2 separate regions of the Mus musculus genome follow, and region 2 is linked to region 1. The links are chromatin loops, found by intact Hi-C in ENCODE. Cell type or tissue: gastrocnemius. All regions are shown on one strand. Each heading gives the region's core, and the rest is flanking DNA. Links, peaks and the distances in the headings are about the cores only.

Region 1 (15,577 bases), core at 4,708-12,707:
TGGGAACTGTATATGGGATGGATCCCCAGGTGGGACAGTCACTGGATGGCCTTTCCTTCAGTTTCTGCTCCAAACTTTGTCTTTGTATCTGCTCTCATGGGTATTTTGATCACCTTTCTAAGAAGGACTGAAGTATCCATACTGTGGTCTTCCTTCTTGAGCTTCATGTGGTCTGTGAATTGTATCTTGGGTATTCTGAACTTCTGGGCTAATATTCACTTATCAATGAGTGTGTGTTCTTTTGTGATTGGGTTGCATCACTCAGGATGATATTTTCTAGTTCCATCCATTTGCCTAAGAACTTCATGGATTCATTGTTTTTAATAGCTGAGTAGTAATCCATTGTGTAAATGTACCTCATTTTCTGTATCCATTCCTCTGTTGAGGGACATATGGGTTCTTTCCAGCTTCTGGTTATTATAAATAAGACTGCTATGAACATAGTGGAGCATGTGTCCTTATTACAAGTTGGAGCATCTTCTGGTTATATACCCAGGAGTGGTATAACTGGGTCCTCAGGTAGTACTATGTCCAATTTTCTGAGGAACCGCCAAACTGATTTCCAGAGTGGTTGTTACCAACTTGCAATCCCACCAGCACTGGAGGTATGTTCCTCTTAACCAACCAGTACCCCCAGAGCTCCCAGGGACGAAATCACCAACCAAAGAGTACACATGGAGAGACCCATGCCTCCAGCCACATATGTAGCAGAGGATGGCTTTATGGGACATCGATGAGAAGAGAAGCCCTTGGTCTTGTGAAGGCTCAGTGCCCCAGTGTATTTCAGGACAAGGAAGCAGGAGTGGATGGGTTAGTGAGCAGGGGAAGGGGCTGAGAATGGGGGGACAGTTTGGAGGGGAAATGAGGAAAGGGGATAAAGTTTGAAATGTAAATAAAGAAAATAATAATAATAAAAAAAGAAACAGCAGTAACTGCAAGAGTGTGCTTGAATGAGAGAGCTGTGTGTGTGTGAATGTGTGTGTGGGTGTAAGTGTGTTAGACAGAGCCTTGCTGACGTCATACTTGCTGTGTAGCCCAGGCTTGCTTAGAACTCTTCTGATCCTTCCTGCTTCTGCCTCCTGAGTGCTGGAATTAGAGCTGTGTATCACTGTGTCTGTAATATGCTTACGTGTTTTTATTTCTGAGGATGAAGGAGAATTAAGAGCAAGATGGACAGGGCTGGCGGGAAAGCAGATATGGGTGAAGAGTGGAGAGTAAGCCGGAGGAAGTGCAAGCTGTGCCCTGCGGATAAGCCTGTGGTTTGGCCTCCAAAAAGAGAAGCACACTTTCTCCATTGTCTGGAAAACGGAAGGGAAGCTTGTCTCGTGACAGGAAGGGAAGGGACTCTTTGCTTATAGCTGCAGTTTTATCTGGGGCAGAGTGAGAAGATCATCTGGCAGGAATACATGGGAGGTTTTGAAGCAGGACTTACAAGTTTTGAGGTGTCTACAGCTTTTTCCTAATTGATGATGGGACTGTTGAGATTGCGTGGTGCTGGGAGTGTTGGAGCTGCTTGGCAGTGTTAGGGACCCTGGTGTAGAGGTGTTGCTCTTTACCTGTTATTGCTACAGGCACAAGAGTTATCAGCCGATGGTCTTAGCTTTAGAGTTGTTGGCTAAATTATTTCAGTGTTTTGGCCAGTTTCATTAAACCCACCATAGATTCTTTTGGCATTGGAGACTGTTTTTGTACAATTTAAAAATTTAAAACATCTATTCAAAATCCTTGGGTGCCTGTAATATTGTCTGTAGGATAGAAGTCTGTAGGGCACTGGGTTTCCCAGAGCCATTTGCCATCTAGACTGGTGGAGGGGGACCTTTTGTGGTCTGTGGAGTCTAGGTCCAGGCTGTCTTGCTGGGTGTGGATTAGATTGTGGGCTGATGCTAATGTTTCCAGAGATGACTAAAGAGGTGCTCAGGTGAGCATACAGTCCCTCTGTGCTCGGTTACTGCCTCAGATCTGACTGGGGCTGCCCGCTGCCTGCGGTGATCTCTGATGGACACCATAGGTTCTAGACCCAGTGTGGAGGGACAGGGTAGAGGTCTTCGCTGATGATGATGACTTTCTGGTTCTTCCCCATCCCGTTCTGTGTACTGAGTTTCACAGAGGAAAGCTGGCAGTACTCATCCCTGGGGCTTGTTGAGCAGCACGCTTTATGAATACTTGACTCCGCTCCATGAAGTCAGCAGTGCTCGTGGCTGACTCTGCAGCGGAGTTGTGTTGCAAGCGTGCAGTGCTGGCTTCGCTCTTGGCTCTTCTTTGCTAGAATCCCCGTTCTTGTTTTCCTTGCATCTTTCCCACCTATTAATTTATGTCATTTGATTCTATGTGTCAGTATGATTTTCATAGAACGAGCTGTGGTAATAAAGTAAATTTTGAGTCTAAAAAGAATGAGCCTTTCTGTTTCATGATTATATTTACCCTGCGGTATCAGATAAATATCTCCTGTCCTGTGGTCCCTAATGGAGTATTGATGGGGCCGGAGAGATGGCTCAGTGGTTAAAAGCACTGACTGCTTTTCTAGAGACCTGGGTTCAATTCCTACACCACATGGCAACTTATAACCACCTCCAATTCCAGTTCCAAAAGATCTGATGCCATTTTCTGTCCTCTTTAGGGATCTAGTAAAGAAATATGCACAGACATACATGCAGCAGAACACCCATACACTGTATATGACTCAGTGGATAAAGTTTGCCATACATGGTAAGGATCAGAATTTGAGTCCTGGACCTCACGTAAAACTGGACATGGTAGCGCATCTGCAGTCCCAGTGCTCCTACTATGAGATGGAGTTTGAGGCAAGAGGATCCCCAGAAGTTGGAACAAGCAGTGCTCAGCACCAAGAGATCCTGTCTTGGTGAGCACCAGGGTGAGCACCTTTAATCACAACATTTGGGAGGCAGGTGAATCTCAAGTTCCAGGCCAGGCTGGTCTATAAAGTGAGAAGTCCCAGGCCAGCCAGTCAGGCCTACACAATGAAACCCTGTCTCAAAAAAAAAAAAAAAAAGTATTTTTTTTTAATCCAGCAATTTTATCCTTAGGAAATTATTTTAGTGGGACTAATGGATAGAAGCCTGCTGATGTTTACTCTAACATTGTTTATTGATTAAAAGATTAGAAACCATTTAAATAGCGGTTTGGTTTAATCATGTTATAACCTCTTAGTTGAATATTATGCATGTGTTAAGTGATTGTAATGATCTGGGCACAAAGGTGTTCCAGGTGTCTTAATGTGCTACAGAAACTGAATGAATATGTGTAGAAAAAGTGGAAGTTTATAAACTTAAATATTAATTTATTTCCTATTTAGAGGGACTGTATACATTTTTATATTTTTCAGTCATTATTTTTCTTGAAGTTTTAAAATAATCAAATATGCCGGGCAGTGGTGGTGCACACCTGTAATCCCAGTACTAGGGAGGCAGAGGCAGGAGGATCTCTGTGAGTTCGAGGCCAGTCTGGTCTACAGATTGAGTTCCAGGACAGCCAGGACTACACAGAGAAACCCTGTCTTGAAAACCTAAAACAAAGAAACAAACAAGTAAACAAATACAACCGGGACAGGCAGAGGGTGGAGCTGGATCGCCACGTATAGAAATGTGCGTAGCAAAGCACAGCGTCTGCCCTGCCTTTTGTAGTTACCACATACTGATCTATTTCACGGAGTAGACATGTTACATAAATGGTAGTTTATGGAATTGATTTGGTGAACATGAGAAACACGATTGATTTGATCATGGAATATTTAGGAAGGTGGAGGGAGAGGCCCTTTACCCATTCACAGTGAAACCAGGTTGCTTTCCTTTCTCACTGCAGACCAGTCCTCTTCTGGAGTCTCTGGGTGTTGGGAGGGGTCTTGAAAGTATCCCACTCAATGCTTCTAATGTTGGGGCTCAGGGCGGCTCTGTGTTTCCTAGGTACTTATGACTTGAGGGACTGGATGGGGAGCTGGTGCAATCCTTGAGGGTCAGCGTTCCCCTTCCGGTTCTGCTCAGACCAAGCGCACAGCTTTGTGGTGAACGACATCCTAACCTCAGAGCCTAGGCTGTCCACAGTCTTGGTCAGTGGGTGACTCTTCCTTAGGTATTTTAAAGATTTTTTGGACACCTCAGATTAAAACAGACTTTGGGCTTGAAAGAATAAACTTGTGAAATGTGGCTTAGATTGTTTTTGTTTTGTACTTTAGCTCATATTTGAGATCAGCAATTGCTGGTATCCTCCCAGGGATGAATGGTGTATCCAAGAAGAGATAGCAGTCCATAAGTAAAAATCATATTTTGGGGTAAATTAATTTTATTTAACGTTGGTTTATTATTAAAGTGGCATTATTATATTTCAGAGAACTTTAAAAAATTAGCATTAGGGTAGAGCATTAACATTTTCCACACACAATGGTGTTTTGTTATCTTTTTTCTAGATATTGCCTCATCTAGATCTAACATGTAGTATGCTATCAAGGTCATTGTTCTGGCAGAATATGGTAGTTGAAGCAAAATGTCTTCCTTCCTTCCTTCCTTCCTTCCTTCCTTCCTTCCTTCCTTCCTTCCTTCCTTCCTTCCTTCCTCCCTCCCTCCCTCCCTCCCTCCCTCCCTCCCTCCCTCCCTCCCTTCCTTCCCTTTTTCTTTTCCCTTTGTTTTTGTTTTTGTCTGACTATGTAGCCTTCCTGGCCTGGGACTCCCTATGTAGGCTAGCCAGGCTATCGTTGAACTCGCAGCTTTCCTTCACATCTGCCTTGAGTGCCTTAGACTGTGTGCCGAGGGAGCAGTGTTCTGTGGTCTCTGCTTGACTGGTCCCTTCAGCAAAGCTTGTCAGCATGTGCAACAGGGAAACACCATTCCTCCTCGCCGATTTGTGTTGGTTCAGCAGTATGTGAAATTACATTATTCAGGAGGGAAAAAAACCTACAACCCTTTCAGAGTTAAGCTGGAGGAAATTAATCAAATGTTCTAGACAATTCTGAAGAATAACTGAGTTTCATTTCCTGAGGGCAGGAAAAAACATCCCCCTCAAAAAAAAAAAAAAAAGAAAAAAAAGCAAAAAACCCAAAAACCCAAAAACCCAAGCCAAACCAAAGGTCTTATGTTTCCTAGCTCCTATTGATGGGTGGATGGATCGATTGGTTTTTAAGACAAAGGGTTTCTCTGTGTGGCCCTGGCTATCTTGGAAATTGCCTTTTAGACCAGGCTGGCCTTGAACTCAGAGATCTGTCAGCCTCTGCCCCCTGAGTACTGGGACTAAAGGCGAGCACCACTGTGTCAGGCTCCATCCTAGCTCCTTGACTGTGCAGCCTGCTGGTAAACTGCCATTCAGCTGTGCATGGGCGGAAGGAGGGGTGTCTTCGCCTTATTTGATTTCTGAAAGTGTGTGTCTCCTTCCCCTGGCCAGAAAACACTCCTCCTCACATGTGCACTCCCCTCTCTCTTCTTACTTGCAGAGCACACGGGTGGAGTTTGACTTGCCAGAATATTCTGTTCGTCGGCGATACCAGGATTTCGACTGGCTGAGGAACAAACTGGAAGAGTCGCAGCCCACTCATCTCATTCCCGTAGGTAGTAAGTCACTGCTGCTTGTTCTATCTTTTCCCGAGTTAGACCCACACGGGTAGTGCTCAGTTCTTAGCAGTGATGGGCTCACTCAGCATTTTATACTGAATGCACTCACCAAGAGTGCATGCAAGATAGAGGTGAAGTGTCTCACACTCTCAGCTTCTACTCTGCACTGCCAGCCTGCTAGGTAAGGTGGGCTGGATTTTTACTTTTTTCTTTCCTCCCATCCTCCTTTCTTTCTTTTTTTTTAAAATTTTTAATATTTTTTATTACGTATTTTCCTCAATTACATTTCCAATGCTATCCCAAAAGTCCCCCATACCATCCCCCCATCCTCCTTTCTTTAAAAAAGAAAAAAAATACAAAACACTATTTATGTATGTGTGTGTGTATGTTTGTGCATGTGTATATGTCTGTGTGTGTTTCTGCACACACATGCATGTCATAACACACATTTGAAGTCAGAGTGCAACTTCAGGAGTTGGCTCTTGCTTTCCACCTGGTTGCATGGTTTCTCTTATTTCTGCTGCTCCCTGTAGTCCCGGCTGCTGGTGCGTGCGTGTGGTGAGTCTCCTGCCTCTGCCTCCCATCTCAGTTGCAGGAGTGCTGGGGTTGCAGATGTGCACCACTGCACACAGTTTCTCACATGGGTTCCAGAGACTGAACTTGGCCTATGGAGCTTTTCAGTTAGATCTTTTACTACCTGAGCCATCTCCCCGCTCCCTGTCTCTGTCTCTCCATCTGTCCTCTGTCTCTGTCTGTCTCTCTCTTATGTGGTACTGAGGGTTAAACCAGGGCACTCATACTTGCTCTTCATATGCTCTATACCGAGTTGGACCCCTACTCTTTGAGGCAGAGTTTTACTAAGCTACTCAAGCTGGCCTTGAGCTCATTTTGTAGCCTAGGAGAGCTTTGAACTTGGAGGCAGCGTTAGCTCCTTCAGTATTTAGGACTACAGGATTACACCACCCTGCTCAAGTTTCTTTTTCCCAGTACAAGATATTATCTTATTTCTCAAGCTGGCCCAGAACTCACTATCTAACCCAAGTTAGCGTCAAGCCTGTGGCAATCCTCCTGCCTCAGCCCTGTGTACAGCTATGGTGCCTGGCTCTGATTTTCACTTGTATTATTACTGTCTGTCTCTGTCTGTCTCTGTCTGTCTGTCTTTATTTTTTTTGAAAAGGGAAATATCCCAATACCCCACCTCTTTAAAAGACTGAAGTTTGGTAGCTGGGCATTCTGGTTTACATCTATAATTCTGGCACTGAGGAGGTAGAGGCAGGAGTATTACTGTGAGTTCAAGGTCATCTTGGGCTACATAATGAGTTCCATCAAGTCTCTGCTACTGTACGAGACAGTGTCTGGAAAAACAAACAACAACAAAAAGCAAAAAGATTGATGCTTGGAAGTGAGTCTCACCGACCAAAACTGCTTTTCCCACTTGGCAGACATTCTTCTTGAGGTTTGGCTGCCTACCAAGAAGGCAAAGCCGACGCTTCAGATTGTGGCCAATGGGGACAGGAATCTGGCACACCATCCCTTCACAACCACAGTTTTTTATTTAAAACTCAAGCAAGAAAACCACTCACTCCTCTGTACTGAAGCAACGTGAATGGACCCACCCCGTACAACTCCCTGCCCCCCCCTTCTAAAATGGGTGATAACTAAAATTTTAAAGACCTAATAATCAATATACATTGGGTAGTTTTCCAAGGCCTTTAAGTTAAGATAATTATTACTTGTCTTTGGAGACTTTAGGAAAGTTTAGAGCGTATGACTATTCAAAGGCCAATTTATCCTTTGACAAGACCTTGATTGACTAACCCCAGGGGCTGCCCAGTTCCCAGTCGTATCTTCACCTTCTCACCTCTGTCACCCACCATGGCTATGTGTGCAGTGAATACTGGATGTTTGTAGGGTTTTGAGGTAAGGTGATCCCTGTGGCCAGGACAGGGCTGGAGGCAATGGGGCCCGCAGGAATCCGCTGTCCCCAGACTTCTCTTTTGCCACCCTAAGTCCTGTCTGGTCTTTTGAGTCTGCTTCTTTACTTTTCTGCCCTCCAGTCACTTAAGAACGTGCCTGAAAAAGAAGCAGCCATTTTAAAGCAGTCGGAACAAGACCTTAAAATAGAATCCTACTTGGCCAAATTGGCAGCTAGTGGTAATTTTTTTTAAACATATGCTTTTTATTTCAGAAGAGTTTTCGGGTTATTGTAAAAATAGGAGAACAGGGTTTCCCATACTCAGTACCCAGTTGCATTCATGGCTAACATTCTGCACAGATGTGAAATGCTTGTCCCAGTTAATGGGCTAGCTGGCGTCATCATTTGATAAGCTTTGTTTACTCGGTACTTTATTCCGAGGTGAGTATTTTGCCTGATGTGTTTCATTCCAGGCTCCCTACCAGGACATCGGTCATACATAACCCCTTTGGCAGTTTTTGCTTGTAACAGTTTCTCAAGTTTTCCTGGTCTTTGACAACCTTTGACAGTTTTGGGGTTTGCTAGCAAGGTTCAGTGGACATTTGTCTCAAGGTTTTCTTGGTTAGACCATGAAGATGGAGTAAGGTGTTTAGGAGTAGAAAGCCACCGCAGTAAACTGTTAATCCAGGTCACATGACTTAGGGGTTTCTGTTCTCTCTTTGCTCTTTGCAGGGAAACTGTTGCCCAAGCCCTGCTCCCCTCTTGGCTGTTCTGTTTCTTTTCTTTCTGGTTTGGCACTTGAGACTCAAAAGCTCGAGAGTGACACCTGCTGGTAAAATGTAGTGCCACCAGTCTGTAGCTCCCACGAGGCAGTGTATGTGTCTCTGGAGGATCCAGATAGTCTTCTGTAGTCTCCAGTGGCTGGGCAGTGTGGTGGGCAGGGAAGTGCTTTAGAAGCAGGCAGAGACTTAAGTTTCTTCACAAGACCTTGACCCTTAGCTGAAGTAGAGAGATTTAATTCAGGGAAGTATTTCTGTTTAAATAGAGAAGTCAAATGAGGAATGAACACATCATCCTACAGAAACTGTTAGAAGTCACCTCTCAGTATCTAAGCAGCAGCTGCGTCCTCACTAGACCCGGTAGCTAATCTTGGTAGGAACGTAGATAGGGTGAAGAATTTTAAGATAGACAAGGGACCTCTGCCTGAGAACTGAGTGTCGCCTGTAAACAGAGGCGGCTGTCTCATCAGCGCAGAGGTTAAGAGCACTTGCTCTTCTTGCAGAGGACCCAGGTTCTCAACATGTGCATGGTGGCTCACAGCTGAGTATAACTCCAGTTCCAGGGATCCGGCATCCTCTGGTATCCACAGTCACTGGGCACACATAGGAAACATAGACATACATGTAGGTAGAACCCCCATACACATAAAAATATATTTTTTAAAGAAATCTGAACTAAACCTTAACAAAAATGGAGAACTAGGTAAGTGTGCGGCATAATTATTGTTTAGGTTTTGTTGTCTCCTTTAACAGAGAATTTATTTTTAAATTCTTTATTAGACTTATTTTATGCGTGTTTTGCCTGCATATATGCATGTGTACCATATGTGTGCTTGGTGTCCAAGGAGCTCACAAGAATAGATCTCTAGGAACTGCAGTTACAGATGGTTGTGAATCAGCACACGGATGCTGGAATCAAACCCATGTCCTCTGAAGGCACAAGTGCTCTTCATCACTGAGTTCTGTTTTGTTTTGTTTTGTTTTGTTTTATTTTGATACAAGGTTTCTCTGTGTAGTCCTGGCCATCCTGAACTTTCTCTGGCCTCTAACTCAGAGATTTACCTGCCTCTGCCTCCTGAGTGCTGGGATTAAAGGCATGCGCCATCACCACCTGTCTAAGACCTTATTTTTACTTTTATGTACATATGTGTGTGCCCATGGAGGTCAGAAAGGGGAGCCATATTCCTTGGGGACAGAATTCTACATAGGTGACTGTGAGCTGCCCCATGTGGGTGCTGGAAACTCAGTCTGGGCCCTCAGCAAGAGCTGAATGCACTCTTAGCCACCGAGCCTTCTCTCTGGCCCCATGATCCCTCCTTTTTAAAAAGTCCCACGGAAGCCACATCTGCACAGCCCAGTCATTTGAAATGTACGTTTCAAAGCTTTAGTGTATTCAGATTTGTAGAACAACCAACAAATCAGTGTCAGGACCTTTTAGCACCCCAGAGGGAAACCTCAAAGTCCTCGCTGTCACTGTCCTCTCTGGAGCCTGGTGGCCTCACCTCTGTCTCTCAGGTGTCGTCTTCTTTCTTACATTCAGCATGTTCCAAGGGTCACTCACAGTGGAGCACTGGCTAGGACTTCCTTCTTACCGTAAGGTGATAGTCTGTGTGTGAGCATACCACATTTTGTCTGCCCACCCTCAAATGGAATTTTGTTTGTTTTCTCCTTTGGCTCTTAGGCATAATACTGTTACAGACATTTGTGTATAAGTCTTCCTGTGGCCAAGTATTATTTATATGGATGCAGACCTAGGAGTATAATTACTAAATTATATGTTATTCTGCATGTAATCATTCGAGGTACTGCCAGCCTTTTGACATCCCCTCACATGGTGTGTGAGTTCTGGTTTCTCTACATCTTCACAAACAATGATTATTATCTGTCTTTAATTATAGCTGTCCTAGTGGGTGTGAGGTGATATCATAATGTGATTTTTTTTTTAAATTTGCATTTGCCTGACAACTGAGAACATCCTTTGATGTTCTTGGTGGATATTTGCATGTCTTCTTAGAGAAATGTCTGTTCCATTTAATTTCTTAGAGATTTATTTTAGTTATGTATATGTTTGTGGGTATGTGAGTGCCAGTGTCCTTGGAAGCCAGAGGTGTGGATGTCCCTTGTCACTGGAGCTGGAGTTACAGGTGGTTGTGAGTCACCAGACATGGGTACTAGGAAGCAAACCTGTGCCATCTATTTAGTCCCCTCTTTGCCCCTTTAAAAATTAACTCTGTGTGCGTGTAAGTAAGTAAGTAAATAAAGGAACTTTAGAATCTATTCAAATTGGTTGTGAAACCTAGGGGACGGTGGTCTTGAGGCATCTGTCAGTTTACTTCTCTCTATCTTAGATTAGCTGTTGTTAAACGTGAGGATGGCTGTGCTTTCTGATTTGACTGCTGAGGCGGGGAGTGTGGAGATAAAACCATTTCTTGAAAAGAATGAGAGATAAAGTTCTGGTTGAACGATTCCCAGCATGAGCAGGTCCCTGTGTTCCATTCCAGGTCCTTGTGGAGGAAGGGGTGGGACTTGAGTGAAGCCATAGGAAGTTGTAGCCAGTTAAATAGTGGCTCTGGGAAAGCACCCAGAGGCGGGATTTGCTTCTCCCCATGGACTATAATATACCTGCTTTGTTTCCAGTCTCTGACTGCAAACTTGGCATTCTTTATGGGTTCTGATGGAAAAACACAGTTTGCTCCTTAGACCCCCCCCCTTTTTTTTTTCCTGAGGAGTCACAAGATGATTTATAAATTGATTGACTTTCAATTCAGTCTTTTCTACTTTGGCTTCACAAATCCTGGCCTGCTTAAAGTATCATGCCTGCCCCATTCCCACCCCCTTTTGTGGTTCTGAGGGTTAACAGGGCTCCTCCCACCACTGAACCACATCCCAAACAATGCACATCACATGGGCTGTCAAAGTCTTCAACCCTGACAAATGCCTGCAGAAACCATTCAGAAGGAGGAAGAATGCGTTTTGGTTTAAAGTTCCCAACCCCGCCCTTTAGTTGGACCCATTGCTCTGAGCCTGAGGCCTGTAAGAGTATCCCAGCATTGGGGGCATGTGTCTGAAGCTGCTCGCCTCAGAGCCACCAGGGAGCAGAGCAGAGTAAGGAGGGACCCGGGATAGCGACATAGACAGCAACCTGCTTCCTCCAGCTAGCTTTCTGCCACCTTCCCAAATAGCACCACGGCCTAGGGACCAAGCCTTTAACTTGTGAGTCTGTAGGGGAAATTACAGCTTCAAAACCTACAGAGCCCTCTGATGTCTTGCAATGTTTTTGCTTTCTTTTATATTGCTTTGCTCCTCTGGAATTCTAAAAGCAGAAAGAAGTCACCATATGTGCTGGGAGCTGGAGGTGTGTGGTGTGGAGTGTTTGCTCTTTGTAGAGACAGTTTCCTCTTTTTTATCATGTAATGGTGGCGTCAGAAAATCTGGAATAGAGGCTTTGCCCCACGTTGTTTCTCTCTAAGTTGATGTACATTAATACACATGTACATTTTACATGTGGACAGTTTCGTGAGTGTGTTACCACAGTCAAGACATACCTATCCCCTTCCGAAGTATCCTTGTGCGTATGAATACTTAACATGATATATCCCATAACAAATTATAAAAATATAATCTTTGTATTTATTCTCTGAGAACTAAAATTATGTTTCTTTTTGTTCTGTTTTACCTTTTTTTTTCCTCGGCAGTATTAGAGATCAAACCTAGGGTCTCCCACCTTCCACCGGGCTACAGCCTGAGCTCTTTCATAGCATAGGCCTAAGTGCACAGAATGCTGTACACTGGAGAGGCTTTATCATGTATAGCACTGAATGTATATGAGTTAAGTAGCTCCCTCCCCACCCCAGGCAGCCATCATCCTTTGCTGTGCGCACTACATGTGCTCACTGGCCTCGCTGCTGCTTTGCTCCTTGGCTCATTGCACAGCAGACACATGGACAATTAGACGGGCACGCACAGGCTCTGGAGATGAGATGTTTTACGTTCATTTATCGAACACTTTGGTGTTCAGTTTGACTTGCAAAATGAAGGTTTGCTTTTCCTGAAGGACAAAGGATGTATCTCCTATGCAGCTTTCCCCTCACTGGACTTAACGAGAAGAGTTTGTATTAAAACAACTGTTTCCCTAATTTGAAATGATAAAATGACTTCATTTTTGACCCAATCCCAATTTTAAATAAAATATTTATTTTGTTTTTATTCATGTGTGTATCCCCATGTATGTGCCATCTGCCATGGGTATGCAGATGCCATGGAGTCCAGAAGCAGGCATTTGGGTCCCCTGGAGCTAGAGTTACAGGCAATTGTAAGATACTTGTGGTGGGTGCTAGGAACCAAATCCTTGCCCTTTGAAACTGCAGTGAATGTTCTTGACCAGTGAACTCTCTAGCCTCTCCCCCCTTTTTTGAGGTACTTTTAGCTTACTCAGTAGGGACATTAATAGTAAGATATCGATTGAACTTGCAAGTACTTTGAATTAAACTAGGGTTGACAGTTACTCTTCTTGATGGCATGGCTTTAATCTTGATGCCTTTTTATTTGGCAGAGGGTTTTGCCTTGAGTTGGTAAGTTTCAGCAGGCCCAGGTGTGAGTGTTGGTGTGTGTGTTCAGGTGTGAGTGTTGGTGTGTGTGTTCAGGTGTGAGAGTGTTGGTGTGTGTGTTCAGGTGTGGGTGTTGGTGTGTGTGTTCAGGTGTGGGTGTTGGTGTGTGTGTTCAGGTGTGGGTGTTGGTGTGTGTGTTCAGGAAGCTTTTGTTGAGTGCAGGCAAGAGTTCAGACTCAGACAAGAAGAGGTTGGACATTGCATTACTGAGCAGTTGCATATGGATTTCCTACTTAGAAATAGAAATAAGCTCCTCTATGGTAATGTATAGGGAATATGCTTTTATTTCAGATTTCAGACCAGGTTAAGAAGCTAAAAGCATATGTAACATAAACCCCAAACTCTCAAGTACTGTGTGCAATGTCAGTGTTTCAAAATTAAACCCCGAAGTTTCCAATAGACTCTTGTAACAATTTATAAGTAGGATTTTTTTTTTGTAGATTCCAACATATATCTGTATAGATACTTGAGGTTGTTTGTTTGTTTTTGAGCTAGGGACCTATTATGTAGCTCAGCCTGGCTTTGTAACCTGGCATGATGTTTAGTTTTTCTTGCCGTAATCGTCTGAATGTTGAGGCTACGTGTGTGTCACAGTGTCAAGTTCACTATGGTTGGGATTCATTTCCCTAATAATTGTGGTGGGCATCTTTTCATGTGCTCATTGGCTGTTTGTAGATCTGGGGGGACGCTGCCAACATTGCTCCACCTCTGAGCTTCATCACTACCCCTACTTGTCCATTTTTAAAATGCATTTTTAAACATTTAAAAACTCAAACATTGTTTCTTTTATTGTATTAATCATTGTACATGTGGACATAGGTCTGGCACATAGGATGTTTCTTACAGGTACATGTGGTCTCCTGAACAAATCCACTCCACCCTCATCAGCACTGTTTACTCTCTTACAGATTCATGTTGTCTACACATATGTGATTTTGCTTATGTATGTAGAAAATCTAGATGCTTCATACAAGAGAAAACCTGTGATAGTTGCTTTTCTGAGACAGGCTTGATTCACTCAGTTGCCTGTAATGACATAACTTCTGTGGCTGAGGAAGAATCGATGTGTGCACAGCACGTTTTCCTCGTCCTTTCTTCCCTGCCACCCCTAGCTTAGCCGTTGGGAATCGTCTGTGTGGTGCACTGGCTTACAGTCTTTCTAGCAGATACCCTGCTGCATAACAGGGTTATTTAGCAGATCTGCTTTCAGTTTTTTTAAATGGATTTTTATGCATGGATTAAACACATTAGTGACTATCTCTGAGTCACCAATAATGCATCGGTATTGAATGAAGGAAAGAATGTTCCCTTGGTGTGATTTAACCAAGAATGGTCCAGATTTGAATTCTCTATGTTCCCCGAGTCTTCTGTCCTCTCTTGTGTGATGTGAATCTGTGCCTGCCTGAAAGCTGTCTTGTTAATATGTCCCTGTGTCTGTGTCTTCTGAGTCTGTCAGTTGTATGAGCTGCGTGGCTATGCTTAAACAAAGGACTTCATTCTGTGTTTCTTCAACAGCACAGAAAGCATCACGTGGGAAGGAATGGGGTACTTTACAGAAATCTTCAACAGAGTTTTACAAGGAATTACATCACTGGCTCCATCTGATGGAGACTCTAAACACTTCTAGAAACATTGTTGAGCAATCAGTATCCATGCATATTGCACTCAACCTTTTTGGTAGATTTTAGATAATTGCTTTCAGTCTCTGTTCTTGCTGCATTCAGCAAATGATGCACATGCATTGTTCTGAGACAGGGGCATGGACTAGTATGTAATTTAAGATTGCAGCTATGCATTAGTTTAGATTGTAAAAGCTGATTACATGAAAAGCCCAAGGCAAGTGAGATGGCTATTACATTGTTCTCTTAAAGGCAGGCTACACAGATAGAGCATAGTAGGCTAGCCCTCAAGACATAAGTGAACTCAGGTGTGTTGTTAATTCTGGCTACACAGTCGAGAAAGAGTCGCAGACTCTTAAAATACAAGAGATATTTTCAGGATCTTGGGATGGTTTTGTTTGTTGTTTTTGTTGTTGAGACAGTCTTACAGTGCAGCCTTGGATGGCCTGGAACTCGGAGATCTTCCTGCCTCTGCTCTCTGGAGTGCTAGGATTAAAGACGTTACTTTGCTATCAAGGGAAGGCAGTTTTTAGTTTACTGCAGAAACTCCACTGGGTTTCATTATAACAACTGGTTCACCTCCCTACGGTGTAGGCAGGTAAGGCTTTCCTCTTGTCTATATCCTCCCAAACTTTTGAATTTAATTTTATTTTTGTCAGAATGCAAATATTTTTAGGTTGTACATAGTAGTCACTTTTCCCTGTCGAGAAGTAAAAAAGACACCTTTAACTACGTGCTTGAGCAAGCTACCAAGGAAATAAATTGAAGATCAAAGGTCCCTGGGTGAGCGGGTAATTTAAATTGTTCAACAGTATCTGCTCACAGATTTATGATAGAGAAATTTGATTGAATGAGAGAAGCAAAGAAAAGTACATTTTGATTACAAACCTAAAAGGGAAATTAACACCGTCTTCAGCTGTGGGAGTGTGCCTACTTCCTTATTTCTTTATTTACTGTGTTCTTGTACCCTGTGAACTGGGAACAAAATCTTAATCTATTTTAATACATTTTTTTGCGCTCAATATTGTCTGCCCCCCTTCTTTAGTGTATCTTTGTGTGTCTGTATGTGTGTAGGGTAGCTAGTGTAGGTACGTGTGTCTCT
Region 2 (15,577 bases), core at 4,995-12,994, 510 kb before region 1:
CTGCAGAGAGGAAAGAAAGAACTGAATTTACACTGTATGGAGAAAACAAAACAAAACACAAAACCACTAACTTTGCATTGAAGTATTTCCTAGGAAGAGCATTTACATAGGGTGAATTCAGCAGTATTTTGATTCAGAAGTCAGAGGCAGCAGTTTTCAAGAAACACCGTGTTCCTGCTCAAGTAAATGAGTCCTGATGGGGATTTAGGAACCAGAGATGCCCGGCCAGAACCGTCTTCAAATGTTTAGGTTAGACACCAACGACCCCCTTGGTTTACTAGGTTTAAGTTAGAAGTCATTGCCCTGGGCTTTGAAGACCATTTGGACAAAATAAGTCTCGGTTTGAAATTCTGAAGTGAGGGAAGAGTCACTCTGAGGAACTGAAAACTGCCATTGCATGCAACCCGGCCTTCTGTGACTTCTGTGGCTTCCCCTGACTTGCATTTCCACACCATGGTCTCAAAATCTGCTCAGTTTCAGGGTCCTCGATCCAAAGGCACAGCCACGTAGGATTTGTCCCTGAGGCACAGCTACCTGAGCACTTTACTTCCTGCAAATCCTGATACCAGAGGTGACTTCAGTGATGGCTGTCCCTAGACAGGAAATATCACCACTGGAAGGCTAAGCGGTTTCAGTGGAGCACTGCAGTGAATACAGTTTAAAAGACACCCCAAAGAAAGGCCCACGGGAAGCAGGGCTATGTGGAGCAAACCCTGGCCTGACTGGTTCCTGTGAATGAAGCTGAGTCGGTGTGGGTTAAGCATGTTTACAATGAGAGGAAAAACCCGCTTCACAAGTCAGACCCTCACTTCAGATGCTGCAAGGCATGGAAGAAGCTCGGGTCTGAGGGACACAACCCCATTCCCAGGGAAGCGGAAGACGGTGGTGGAGATTAATGGCCCAAGAGACCGAGGTCTCTGGACACTTCAAACTGCAAGTGATATTTAATGCTATGACTAATGTTCTTGCTTGCTGTGTTTTTGTGGTACTAGGGTTCAATCTGAGACGCACATGTGCTAGTACTCATCCTGCTACCAAGCTACATCCCTGGTCAATAATGCCAGTCTCAACAGTACGATCCCACCAGTTTGAGATCACAAAAAAAGTAGAAAGTTTTCCAACTCTCTCGGTGTTGATTCACAACACCTAAGCTGTACAGAGGATGGCAAGCCAAACACCAAACTGTCTATGCCAAATTCACACAGAAGAAAGGAAAAAAATACAGCAAATAGGGCCTGGAGAGATGGCTCGGGAGTTAAGAGCAGTTGGTGGTCCTGCAGAGTTCCTAGGTTTGATTCCCAACATCCACACACGGTGCCTCAGACGCATCTCTAACTTCTGTCCTAGGGAATCCAACACCCTCTCCTAATGTCCGTGCACACCAGGAACATGCATGGTACAATACATACATTCAGGCAAACACTCGGACATACAAAATTTTAATTTAATTTATTTATTTTGATATTTTTGAGATAGGATCTCAATTCATAGACCAGGCTAGACTTAAACTCATAGAGATCCACCTGCTTCTGCCTTCTAAGTGCTGGGATTAGAGGTGTGTGTCACCACACCCAGGTTTGTTTTTATGTAAAATTGTATGTATATATCAGAAAACAGAGGTGAGTAGTAATTCACAAAAAAAACCATCATGACCAAGAAAAAGTTATTCCCAGAATGCATGATCATTACTTGAGATGCTATTAGTAGATAAAAGAGACCACATGGTTACTTTCACATTCATAAATATACTCCTGACTTAAAATCCTGGTTTACAAGGACTCAACTTCTCAGAAGCCCTTTAGTTTAGCCATGTTTATTAGAACTTACCATGCTAAATAATAATTGGTAAAATAATTAAGCAGTTTCTTGTAAAGTTACCAACAATACAAGGATGTCTGGTCTCCAGGCTGTTATTTGTCTATTAGTCGGGGCATTCTAGACCAAAAACAATGAGGTAAAAATACTGCAATGAAAGTGGGAAAGGGTCGTAACTGCCAGGAACTCTCAGCGAATAAATCTAATACCAAGCTGCCCGAAGACAATAGAAAAACAAGACAAGATAACAGAAGCTTGGTAACCTGCATCCAGAGAGATGTCCATGAAGGCAGTCGCTTTCTTTCTGTCTACAAGGCAAAGCAAGATCAGATGGATGGACCCCCACAGATGTCAGATGTCAGATCCCAGATCCTGGGACTGATGGCTGCTGGACCAACAAGGCCTTGGTGGGATGACTGACCCAGAGAGATTAGCCTGGATTATCCGCTAGGCTCAGTGGAATAACAAGGATCTTTAGAAATCAGCTGATAGGATTAGTGTTTAAGAAAGGTGAAATTGGGAGTGAGAGGTGGGGTGGAGAAAGCTCAGCTTGCTGTGAAACCTTGGGAGCCTCTGTTCGGATCCCCAGCACCTATGAAAAAGCCAGGTGAATCCATCTGTGACCACAGCACCAGGTAGGCGTGGGCAGGAGATGGGCAGATCTCTGCCATTCATCTGTCTGTCTAGCTGAATCAGTGAGCTCCAGGTTCAGTGAGAGACTCTGTCTAAAAGACAAGGCAGAAAGGATTGAGGGACTCTGGCCTCCACGTGCATGGGTATGTACACGCACACACAAACACACATACACACCAGGCAGAAAGGAAGAAAGGGCGAGCAGAAGGGGGAAGATGAATAGGAGGAAGGAGAGGAGGAGGGGCATGGGGGCAGGCACCTGGCATCCTGGCACTGAGTGAGGTGATGGAGAGTGAGTGGCAGGCCAGAGTGGACTGTGCAGGGAGACTCTGTGCCTGGCATAATGCTGTAAGGACAGGGTAAACCAACGGAAGGTGGGACCAAAGCTAATCGGACCCCGAAGACTAAGAGTAAGGAAACCGAGCCTCCCTTCTGTCCCTTAAAGGCACATGCGCCTGTCCACACTCTGGCTGCAGCCCAGTGAAACGGATTTCAAGTGTCTGACTTCCACAGCTATGTGACAGTCAACTGTGGTGTTTTAGGCCACCAGGTTTTCAGTAACTTATCAAACCAGGAACAGGAAACTAATCCAAGTGACAAAATACAAAACCAAAAAAACCCAACGGAAGGACATAGCATTGAAACTAATGCCAAGTAAGAAAAATCTAATAGAAATATCAAAACACCAGCCGATGTGCTGGCACGGCACATGGCTTTAATCCCAGAACTTTAAGTTCAAGGCCAGCCTGCTAAACAAAGTGAATTCTAGGACAGCAAGAGGTACACACAGAAAAACACTGTCCTGAAAAACCAAAGAAAAGAACATGGTGTGGGGAGGAGAAGGAGGAAGTGGAACAGGAAGAGGAAGAGGAGGAGGAAAAGGAAGAAGAGGAGGAAGGGGAGGAGGAGGAAGAAGAGGAGGAGGAGACAACAAGGTTTTAAAAATGTTGATATGACTCAGCAGTTAAGAGCATTGACTGCTCTTCCAGAGGTCCCGAGTTCAATTCCCAGCAACCCCATGGTGGCTCACAACCATGTGTTAATGGGATCCAATGCTCTCTTCTGGTGTGTCTGAAGACAGCAACAGTGTATTCATATACATAAAATAAATAAATCTTAAAAAAATGTTGTTAAAGGATATAAAAGAAAATAATGCACAGAGAGACGTCATGAGTGGGAAGACTGAGGAAACCACAGGACAAAGTAGAACCAGATGAAACAAGTTTGGCACATTCGATACACAGGAAATAACCACTGCTAAATTTCTTTGGAAAGATTAATGAGAAAAAGCAAACTGGCAGTTGGGGGTGGGGGTGGGGTTGGGGGAGAGGGATCAATCCACAAGGAACATGAACAGATACAATAAAACTATAAGGGGCTGGAAGTAACAGCCCCAGTGTTAGGCAGCTCTGTAACTCCAACTACAGGGGACTCCAACGCCCCCTCTGGCCTCTGAGGGAACTGCACTCACATGCACACACCCACACATGTAGACCTAATTGCAAATAAAACCTAAACAAAAATATAGGAATATCTCTCAATTTTCTTTGTCATGGCCTCTGTAAGATATTGGTTTTGATATTAAGCCAAAGATATATCCTTGTACTATGATTTTCAATGGTTCATACTTTAAAAGGGACACCCCCCTTTCAAAACCTATCTTTGTGGTTTTGTGGGAGGTTTTACCCCTCTGGAGTGATATCAGACACAATCAGAATGCTGGAGTAGCTAAGCATTTTACTGTTAGCAAAAGAATCAACTAACTGACCAATGGAAAAGGAAGAATCAATAAACAGGCCTTTCTACTCAGAAGTTTTTTTGTTTTTTTTTTGTTTTTGTTTTTTTTTTTTTTTTGAGACAGGGTTTCTCTGTATAGCCCTGGCTGTCCTGGAACTCACTTTGTAGACCAGACTGGCCTTGAACTCAGAAATCCACCTGCCTCTGCTTCCCAAGTGCTGGGATTAAAGGCGTGCACCACCACTGCTGGGCTCTCAGGAGACTTTATAGATGAAAAAAATGGCACTTCAAATCAGTAGATAAGCAATATTAGATTTCTACCTTGATATAACTGGAAAAAATGTTTTCAACAGGAAAAAGATTTATTTTAAAAATATACTATAGAATATATAAAAGAATAGTTCTATAATCCTAGGTAGAAAAGAAACACTAAGAAAATGAAGAACTAATTTTAGAATTACTCTTACTTTATGTGTATGATGTTTGCCTGCATGTGTGTTTGAGTACCATGTAAGTGTTTGGTGCCCAGGGAGGTCAGAAGAGGATTTTGGATCTCCTGAGACTGGAGTTACAGATGGTTGTGAGCTGCCATATCGGTGCTGGAAACCAAACTGGGGTCCTCTTAAGCACTGAGACATCCCTCCAGCCCCTAAAATCTAAAAAAAAAAAAAAAAAAAACAAACCTTTAGAAAGTTAACTTTTCTGCATGGCAAATGACACAGTGCCGGAGTCTGAAAGACAAGACACAGGGGTGGTGCTGGGAAGAGTGAGGCCCCTGGAGCAGGAGTCTGAATTGACTCCCACGGGCTCATGCTCTGAACACTCACTCCTGACTGGTGCTGATGTAGGGGGATTGCTATGGGGCTCTTAAATCTGGCTAGCTGACTGGCTGGGCATGGTGGTACATACCTTGGATCCCAGCACTTGGGAGGGAGAGACAGGTAGATTCCTGAGTCTGAGGCCAGTCTGGTCTATATAGTGATTTCCAGGACAGACAAGGCTATACAAAGAAACCCCATCTCAAAAGTAAAACTAAACTAGACAGACAGACATAAACCTGACTGGCTGAAGTAGGCCACAGCTGTGTAAGCTACAGCCTGGCCCTACCTTCCAGCTGCTCTCTGCTCTAGTTCAGCGGCCACCACAAGCTCCCATCACAGTGAACGATGCTCTGCCATGTCCTCTCCACCATGAGGAATAGAAGCTTCTGTGTGTTACTAAGGATGGAACCCAGGGTCTTCTGTCCAGCACTAGGATGGAGCTACACCCTCAGCTCAGTATTTCTTTAAACTGCACTCCACATTTTCCAGCTTCTCCTGTGAGTCACAGTACCACACCAGGAAACTTGGTAAGGTTGAGTGGGTTCAGAGACCCCAGCACCCTCTGAGGATGAGAGGACAAATCTTTTAAGTTCAGATTCCATGTTAGAGAACCTGACTTAAGTTTGAACTCAGGTAAACTAACAGGCTGGTACCTAGCACTAGTTTCCAAGTTGCTCCCCAACAAAACCTGAGCCTAGCCCCAGTCTCTAGGTCAATCCTCAACAAGACCAATGTTTCCAGGTTACTCCCCCAAGAAACCTGCACCCAGGTTCCAAGCCCACCCCATGCCTAGCAACCACCAATGCAGAGGGGAGCAGAAGTTAAGTTTATGATCTGACTCCCAGCACCAGCCAATTATGTTAAAGGCCACAGCGGCTTTCCAATTAGATGCTTGCACACGTACTCCCTGCTTGCTGCTTACTATAAAGCCTTGCCCCATAGACATTTGGGGGTCCCCACCACCACCACCAAAACAGTCCTGCGTGAAGGTTGTGTGTTAAGGTTGAGGACAAGCTAGTTTGAATAGAATAAAGACCCTGCTGTGAGTTGCTTCAGATTGGGTCCTGTGTGTGTTTTGGAGGATCACTAACCTTTCGCTGGCACAACAAGGACAGTAGGAATCTCCCTGCTCCCTACCAGGATTCCTGGCCCAGAACACACGACCACAAAGGGCCATGACCAATGGTCACATCACCCAAAACAGAGTTCTCCATGCTAATGCAGTATTGAGAGGCCCTGAGGGTTTAGCCAATAAAGTTCCCTTCCTGGACGTTCCTTCCTGTAAAAGGCATTTAATCTCTGCTCCACCTTGAGGAGGTGGTATGCACCCATTTTCCTCCATGAACCATCAATAAACAGTTTGACAACAAGGACCGTCTCTTTCATCAAGAACCACTGTGGGGAGCATGGATAAAGCCTGAGACCTTTGAGTGACAGTATAAGCAGCCGATGACGCTGACAGTTAGGACCAATCTGAGGTATACATGGGCAAAGACAAGGTCACAGGAGAGACACCTGACCGTAACGCAACTCGAGGGTTCACAGATGTCAAAATGTGGAAATGAGTATCCGAAATCCAGTAAGACACACTATACCGTGCATATTAATAGCATTTTTCAAGGGGGAAATTTTGATTTCTTTCAATTATATGCAAATTAGTAAATCAGACACTTTTAAACCATGGGATTTTTATCCTCTCAAAAAGAATGGGATAAAAATATATGAACTGGGAAGAAAGTATGTCTATAAGAGTATTGCAAGGACAAATAAAATTAAAAAAGAAAGAAGAATAAAATATTCTAGGGAAATTCCCCATCATCTTTGCTACTGGAAGTGCTGTTTATGAGCTCCTGAAGTCTCCGGGTCCCTGGCCACCTCTCCATTCTCTCTTTCTCCACCCACTGGGTCTATCTAATCTAGACTAATGGAGCTGAAAAACCAGACCTGCAAGAATGTCTCACAGGAGACAAAAATCTGGCTCTTAGTTCGGCTTCTTTGGAACCTGGCTTTTCCTTCTTACTGTGGGAGAGGGGCTCTGAGGAATATCAGGCATTTCTTTCCATCCCTCAGCAGTACCCCACAAAGAACCGAGAGCTCTGGGGAGCCTGGGGTGAGGTGGGGCTCTTTTACTTCTTTGTGCTCCCAATGAGGAGAAGGGTGACAATTACAGCTGTCCTGGTCATTTAATTAAGCCATCAGCAGTAAGGAGAAAGCCAAGCAACTGATGGTACCCCAGTGGAACGAAGTGCCATAGGTGTGGCTTCCACTTAGTGATGGTGGGAACTCATTGTTGACTGGACAGGGTCTGGCCTGGAGACTCACTGAGGGAGAATTACCCAGCTACTGGGCATGCCCGGAAGCAACTGTCTTGATTGGGTCAACTGATATGACAAGCTCCACCTTAACTGCATACGGGGCCACTCCACGGGTGGGGTGCCTGCACTGCATAAAATGGAGTCAGAGACCTGAGGACCTCCGTGTGCAGTCGTCCCCCTCTGTGCCGGGCTGTTGGTGTGATGTTCACAGCGGCTTCAAGCCTCTGCTGCCTTGACTTCCCCACAATAATGGACGGCACCCTTCTACTGGAGCTAGAATAGAGCCTTTCTCCCTTACGTTGCTTTTTACCAGAGTGTTTTATCACTGCAACAGCAAAACACATTAATTACATGCTCTTAACGTACATTTGACTTAGGGGGAGGAGTCATTCACCATGTAAGTGTAGCAAAAATACAGAGGCGGTATAACACGTCATTAGGTAAGATTAAGTAATGCTTAGCATTTTACAGACGGAGCGGAGCGTGTCACACACAGACTGGTTTTCCACATGAATTAACCCTTCCAGTGCTATCACAAACGCACGGTGTAAGTATTACCAGTCCTGCATTCACAGCTAAGATAACTAAGGCGTCTGTCTACAGGATAAGTAACTTATTCACACACATCATATTTGAATTTAGACAGACTGGTTCCAGGGGAACGCTGCCAAACCACCTGAAATCAACCACGGGAATCCCAAAAGAAGAAAATTTACAGAAAAGGAAGTAATGTATGAAGTACAGAAGAGAAGGGGGATGGGTCCAGGTGGAAAGATTTGAACCAGTAGGACCCAGAGACGGAAACTCAGCACTTAGAACACAGATATCAGAGTTCTGCTCCATCCAAGGAAAACCATGGTCCCTCGAATCTGAATCTCTCTACATATTCTCCAAAATATTCTTCAGGTCAAATGGAGGAGCAAATAAAATAACATGAGAACAATGTTGCTGGGCTGGGAACACGGCTCAATGAGTGAAGTGTGTACTGGGCCAGCATCACCCTGAGGTCACGTCCCCAGAACCTGGGTAAAAGCCAGGAACAGTAGCTTTTATCTGTAATGCCAGGACTGGGAGGTGGATTCTGAAGGCGGGCTGCTCACTGACACTGGCTCTCATCCTTTTGGACCGCCCCAGGTACCCAAAACAGTGCGCTGTCTCAAAATACAAGGTGAAGAGCAGTGATCAAGACGTCCACACCAACCTGGTCTGTACACGGGCTAAACACGCTTCCTGCCACACACAGGTGCATACACCACACACACACACACACACACACACACACACACACACACACACAGAACACACAGACACACAGAGCTATCATCCTAACTGGAGAGCAGAGAGAACACAGCAATCTTAAAATCACCATTAAACAAACAAACAAACGAACAAACAAACAAAGTATCAAATTCCAGCCACTTTCTCTCAACTTCCTATGAGTGTTTGTGCAGAGAGCTGTGTAGCAGGCAGGGAGCTAGAGACCTTCAGAGAGAGAGAGAGAGAGAGAGAGAGGGAGAGAGAGAGAGAGAAATGCCATTTTCAGTGTGAAAACATGGGGACAGACCAGAGTGACCACAGCCTTGGCTACAGAGAAAAGATAGGTAGGACATATCAAGGCGTTGGGGAGCAGCTGCGGAAGTCACTGTTCCTGGCAAAGAAAAGGCAAAGAAGAAAGAAGCGCATACACTTGGGAGTGTCCTGGGAGTGTAAGTGTCGACAGGAAGAAACTTAGTGCAAGATCCCACGGAGCAGAAAACCCTAAACTAGAACAGAAGATTTCATGCTCAACCAAGTACAAAACAGAAAAGAAATGCTTCTTTACAGCAACTGCACTTCACCCCTTGACGGAAGAGGGCGCTCTGAACCCGGGAATCTCGTTAGCTACCGCGGCGGGCCGTGACTCCATAGACAACCGCAGAGTCCGCTCAAAAACAAGGTTCTATGAACAAAACCTTGCAGCTTAGGCACACTATCGTTTTGGAAATCCACAAATGAGGGGAGGGGAAAAAAACCACAATAAATAATCGTTTGAGGATAGGAAGAAAAATATCTCCAGTCAGAAAATTAACTAAGAACAGAAATGGGCATAAAGCAGAAAGGGACTGAAAGAGAAGTGTCTGAACTCAGAAAAAAAATGAAAGAGAAGGACAAACCGGTGTTAGAAATAAAGGCTGAATTTCTTGATGTCTATGAAAGAATAGATTTGAATAAAATTTAATAAAAATAGTAGAGAAAATGTAACAGTAAAATGAGATTTTTTTTTTTCAAGTCAGGGTCTGACTATATAGTCCTGGCTGGTCTGGAACTCACTATGTAGAGGCTAGCCTCGAACTCACAGACATCTGCCTGCCTCTGCCTCCAAGAGCTGGAATTAAAGGCCTATCCTAAAATGAGATCTATAAAAAAACAAAAGCACAAAAGGTTAAAACTGAAATATAGGCAAACGGTCCAACATATGCATAACCAGGGTGTACCAAGAGGGGGTACGTTGGAGACATAATATTTAAAAGTATAGTTCAAGATAATATTACAAAAATCAAAACACACTTGAATATAAATATTAAAAGGATATTCTAGGTACCTAAGAAGGCTGACTCAGAATAATCTCAAAACTTCTCCAAATACAATTACATTTTAAGGATAAAAGAAGAATTCTCATCCCATCCCCCCGCCCCTGCACGCCCCACTCAAGGAAGTAAACAGAAAGGACAGAGGGCTAAAGGAAGCACTTCTTGGTGAGATGAGAAGGTTAGAAATACACTTCTATAGCTTCATTCCCTGGAAAGAATGTCAGCTGTTGTTTCTTTAATGTTCCTGAATTCTTATCAAGCTTGTGCTACAAACATGCCTAACCCTGCTTAAGAGAAATAAGCATGGTCCTAAGCATCCATGGGAGGGGGTCTTCTGGTCCCTGATTAGAAGCAGCCTAAAGAAAGATATCGATGTTATCCAGATACTGCCAAAAAGAATGATTAAAAAAAAAAATCAAGCTGGGCGTGGTGGCGCACGCCTTTAGTCCCAGCACTTCGAAGGCAGAGGCAGGCGGATTTCTGAGTTCAAGGCCAGCCTGGTCTACAGAGTGAGTTCCAGGATAGCCAGGGCTACAGAGAAACCCTGTCTCAAAGAAGAAAAAAAATCTACCATGTTGAATTAAAGCTATGATTTTTATAATTGCTCTATAAACAGTGAGGTCATTTCTATTACCTAGATATATCCAGATATTTTTCAAATAGCTTAACTTAAAGAAACTATGGAGGTGAAAGGTTCAAAGTTGAGAGTTTTTGGTTATAGTATGAAAATGTTTCTTTGGATAAATTTAGTATCTGGTTACCATGAAAGATTTCAGGCTATCGGTATGCAACTACATTATTCAGAGACAAATTGAGGTCCATCACTGTCTGGGCAGATTCACATTGTTCTCCTGGCTCAGCTCTCCAGGGTCGAAGCTTCCCACTAGAGAGCTAAGCAGCAGCCACCAATCAGAAGCCGATGTTTCTCACCAGTGCCAAAGACCAGTCACCTGGGGACTTGGGTCTCAGGTACAGTCTCTGGTTCAAGCATGCACCAGATCTCAAGTTGAAAGAAGCAGTATTACTGCAATCATACCTAAAAGAGTGACTTAAGTCACTCGCTTAAGCCAGATCTACAGAGAGAGAGAGAGCAGCCATTTCTAATGTGTCTCTTCAGACTCAACCCATGTGCAGAGGCAATATATAAAAACAGCCCTACAAACTTCCTGTGAAGAGCTGTCCAATGATGGGACACCCTGGAATCAGAAATCCCCACGTCATGTCGAGGGCAGAACACACTTGTGAAAATACTGAAGTGGTAAAAATCTTACCCACAATGTCTCACCTCCCTTTCTGACAGGTCTGCTAAACAGATCGCAGAATTCCAATGTTGAAATAAATGAACTCTAAGGATATAACTAAGCCCTGTGAATTGCTTTCCTAATGTAGATACCTGGGATGATACGGATATTTGTATTCAAGCCCCCAGTGTTCAACATCACAAAGGTCATTTCCCTTGCTAAAGTGGGCGAAGGGTGGTGGTCACTTCCTTGCCATAGTCCACAAAAGCAAAGACAATTCACCGCTCATTCAGCCTCAAGGAACAGTAAATACCAGACCCGATGGACAGGAAGCTCCATTCCTTGGGTCACATTTCCTGTTGCACAGAGTTCGTGTGTCACGGGTTACTGAGCAAACACGTTGCAGTATGCTGATCTCTGCAGCCTGCGGTACTTCATGTAGCCCCGGCCTCCAAGAAGTAGGTAATAGGTTATCTGCCCACTGCTGTCTGCGGCTCAGCCTAAGACCAGCTGGATAACCCCATTGTATTTAAATCTTCTCTAAAATGACCACACTCTAATCTGTGCTGAGGGTCATTCTGGGAGTTGCCCACAACAGTAAAGACAATACTTTGCCTATTAATCCTGTGTAATCCCACGTGGCAAGGAAAATTAAGATTTGGTTTCTCACTACAAAAAGTGCATACACTGGCTGGAACCTAATATGATGAAGAGAGTGCCTGAACAGGTTATACAGCGCATGCAGGGTCTCTAAGTCAAGAATGCAGGAATAGAGGAAGTGGGTATTTGATTATTAGGAAAAATGTATCGATCAGATCAAGTTTTAGCACATTAGCATCTTGGATATGAACTATAGAATTATTTTAGCTATCTCTCCTTTTTTTCCTCTCTAACTTCCTTCCTCCCTCCCTTCTCATATCTCTGCCTGCATGGACATTGTAATTGGCCAGGAGTAGCTAAGTTGTGTGTGGCTAAAACAATACTACCCAAGTGGACTGGCAGAATCAGGTGGGTAGACCCTGAGTGAGCACCTGTGCATACTGACTCAGAACTTCTGGGATGGAACCCGTGAACCTGTGCCTAATACCTCTCCTGGTCATCCCACACTTGGTGAGATGGACAGAAATGCACTAATGTCTTGAGCGTTACAGTCTCCTGTGCAAAAGTCATACTGCCTGCCAAACTGGCCTGCTAGAAGCGAAAGTGAACAGGAAATGGGGTGGGGGTTAGGGGGTAGGGGGTGGGGTCCTGACCAGAGAGGAGCAGGCCCTTCATTTTGCAGCTCCTCCAGAGAGGAAACCCTGAAACTTCACTGCTAAGCCCAGAGAAGTGAAGAAATGGTAGAAGGGACCCTGGCATCGTGGCCCAGTGGGAGAATGCTTGCCCAGTTTGTGTGAAGTCCTGAGTGAGTGGGTTCTCTAAGGAAAAGAAGAAAGGAGAAAGGGTGGGAGGCAGGGAGGGAGAGAGGGAACGCTAAAGACCCCGTGCTCCTTAGCACTAGCTGGGAGCTGTGTAGTTAACATCGCTGGCCTCTATATGGCTTCCAGGAAAATCCACAAAGGAGGCGTTTCTAAGGAGCACCAAGGGGCGTCATTATACCCCTACTGTGAGTCAGACTGCTGCAAACACAGTAATAAAAAATCCAAGAGACTGGTGAGCATGAAACAGTTTTTAATATACCATCATGCAGAAGGGGGAAGCCAAATCACTGATCTAGCACAAAAATAGGGGTTTTAAAAATCCTGGAGAAATTTCTGTCCTCTTCTATAGGCTGGAACTTGGACTCCGTCCAAATCACTCTCATAGACCTTGGACACAAAGGCTCAGCCAATGAACAATCTGGGACATAGGGCTGCCGCTCTCCCCATTTTGGATCCTGGGCTCAGTCACTTTTCTAACCCTCAGAAGCTGAGACAGACAGACCCCAGCTTCCAGTTAGGAGAGGGAGGGAGGAAGGGACCTTATGCCTCCTCTAAGGCCAACGCACTCTAGTTCATCTCATCCTGAAACAGAAGTAACAGCTTATTCTTTACATGGGGCCATGCTCCTGGATGGCCCAGCTGTGAACCCCCTGGATTCAGCCAGTGCCCAGTGCAGCAGAGATAACATTTCTGTCTTCTGGAAGATTGCCAGGTCCAGCATGGCCTTGATAGGGACAGAATAACATAGTTCCTGCCCCTGGGACAGGGCCAGCAGGCGTGGGCCTCCACAAGTGTCAATGGCTGCTGTGGGCATAATGTACATATTTGATGTTCCTCCTTTGAGGAATGTCCTCCCCGTTAACATTGATGCCTCCACAATGTTCAGAGACAGCACAAATTAAGGAGGTGAAGGTGTGGCTAACATCTCAGCAAAATGGTAAATGCAGGGACCTTCAGGACAGCCCTTGAGGCTGTGGGAAAGAACCATGCGTTTGAAAATATATAATTTCCCAAGTATGCAAAAACATAAGGATGCAATGTAAATTGCATAAATGAAATATATGGGGCTTCATGAATCTAAAGGAACAAACACAGCTGCACAGTGAGCCAACTTGTCAAACAGACATTAAGGAAGGAGATAGAGAGCCATTTTGAATTTGAAACGAGAGACAGAAGCCTTACAGAATTCCCACTCTAAAGTTGCCTGGAATCTCTATGTAGTCTCCTTTTCTGGAATCTCCTCGAGAAGTCAAAACATTGTACAGAAGGACTGATTGGTAAGATTCAAGCATCAGGAATACCAGACAAAGCTGGCAGTTTATTAGAAGTAGAACGCAGGGCTCTTGACCCCATCCTCTGTGCTCCCCTCATTGTGCCGATGAACCCTCGTACCTAATGTGTTATCCCCAGGAACAAACTGGAAAGGCATCCGTGCCTACCTGTCACTGAGGTTGTTATGGTTATTTGTGCGGAGCGCGGCTCAGTGGGTCTCAGAAGGGTGATGTTTATCGTGTAATCAGTAGCGGGGTACAGATCTAAACACACTTCTGGAGCTCGGTCTCTTGTTGTGAAGTTAAAGAGAGCAGCATGGTAGGAGCTCTCTAGATACCACCTCTGACCCAGAACCTCCACCTGTCAGACGGAAAGAGAGTGCTGCGTTAGCTTCCTGCTGGCTGCCAGATTCCTAGACTGTCAAGAAATCTCCTTCTGCTAATCTTTGTAGGATTACCTTAAAGACAGCAAAGCTCCTGCACCTGTCCTACCCAGTTTTCCTCTCAGGCAGGTGTAGGACTAAGATTGAATTGCATAACCAACGACGGACAGGGAATAACAAGACGGCAGGCGGTTCTAGAGCAATCCCTTGTGCCCACTCAAATGAAAGAGACTGCACCGAAGCTACTGGGCAAAAATTCTTTCGGTTTTGTTCATCCTGAGGACTCCATAGAGAAGCCCCACTGTGCGGGGTACTTAGCATTATGAGAACTATCCCAGGCCATGCTTTGAAAGTGCGATGTGGTTTCTCTTGCGTCTTCCTTCCCATCAGAGCTGGTCAAAGCTGATGAGTGGAGGCATCCCACATACTGCGATCTGAATCACACCGCTCAAGCAACAGTGAGTCACAGAGGAAGCGAGTCACAGGGGAAGTGCAGGACAGATCCCAGGGTACTATGATCAAACGTTATCAACCAGTACAGTTTATCTGGTGAAACTGAGTTTAATGAAGCTCCCATCGTTGGCTCTCCACCCTCCACCATTACTTTCAATCACTGAACGAACCATCCTCACAGATCATCCAAGACTGGATAACTAACTGGCTCATAAGGTTCAACTCTCACCCAAGCCTTCTGACTCTCTTGGATAGTTTAGGCACCCTCAGAGAGAGATCAGCAAAACTTGAGTCCCTTACACTCAAGGCTATGAATGTCCTCCACATGGTTCCAGCTGTCCAATGCCACAGTCAGGCTTCAGGGTCTAGAAAGCATTACCAGGGGAGCTGGGCACAAGATCTCATGGTACCCTGCTCTCCTGGACCACTTGCTGATAAAGGATAATGTATTCACATGTGATATGAACAGTGTGTATATTCTCACATGCGGACAGCTTTTGAGTGCTCACTTTTCTCCAGTGGACGTAACTATATCCCATGTATTACATAAATGGATCCTTAACATATTAAAAGTTCAGTTTATTTTTTCCATTTAACTCTTCAGTCGTTTTAGGGTGTGTATGTGTGCATAGATGCCTGAGGCTGGATGTCTTCTCACTGAACCCTGAGCTCACAGATTCAGCTAGCCTGGCTAGTCAGCAGCCAAAGGAATCCTCTTGACTTGGCACACAGCACGGTACCTGGCTCTTTAGGTGGGGATGGGGTCCAAACTCAATGCCTCACACTTAGGGTGGCAAGTACATTACTAACTGAACGGTCTTCCCAGCCCCAAGAATCACTGGTTTTCTTAACCAAGTGTTTGGCTAGCTTTAACAGAACTCCTTCAGTACTATCATAGAATAAACCATTTGGGTCCT

Evidence for each region. Peaks named below come from ENCODE experiments on the same cell type or tissue, not always from the same donor. Only the 100,000 strongest peaks of a DNase experiment are listed, where the experiment ranks them.
Region 2: it touches region 1 in a loop (4-fold over the local background); 3 of 42 quality-filtered maps call a loop at or near these places.

What each region holds. Positions count from the first base shown.
Region 1 is chr4:59,862,801-59,878,377 of GRCm38, forward strand. Snx30 (sorting nexin family member 30) reads left to right here. Exons shown (of 9, transcript NM_172468.2): 3 at 5,438-5,548. Among named protein-coding and RNA genes, the nearest start is that of Slc46a2, 44 kb to the right of the region's middle. In gastrocnemius, for the core only: a CTCF peak has its summit at 8,316 (motif pointing left); DNase peaks (open chromatin) are centred at 7,020 and 8,305; H3K4me3 peaks cover 814 bases; H3K27ac peaks cover 2,333 bases.
Region 2 is chr4:59,351,730-59,367,306 of GRCm38, forward strand. It overlaps Susd1 (sushi domain containing 1), which reads right to left. Exons shown (of 17, transcript NM_001163288.2): 10 at 13,993-14,185. Among named protein-coding and RNA genes, the nearest start is that of Gm35578, 78 kb to the left of the region's middle. In gastrocnemius, for the core only: a CTCF peak has its summit at 9,166 (motif pointing right); a DNase peak (open chromatin) is centred at 9,182; H3K4me3 peaks cover 293 bases.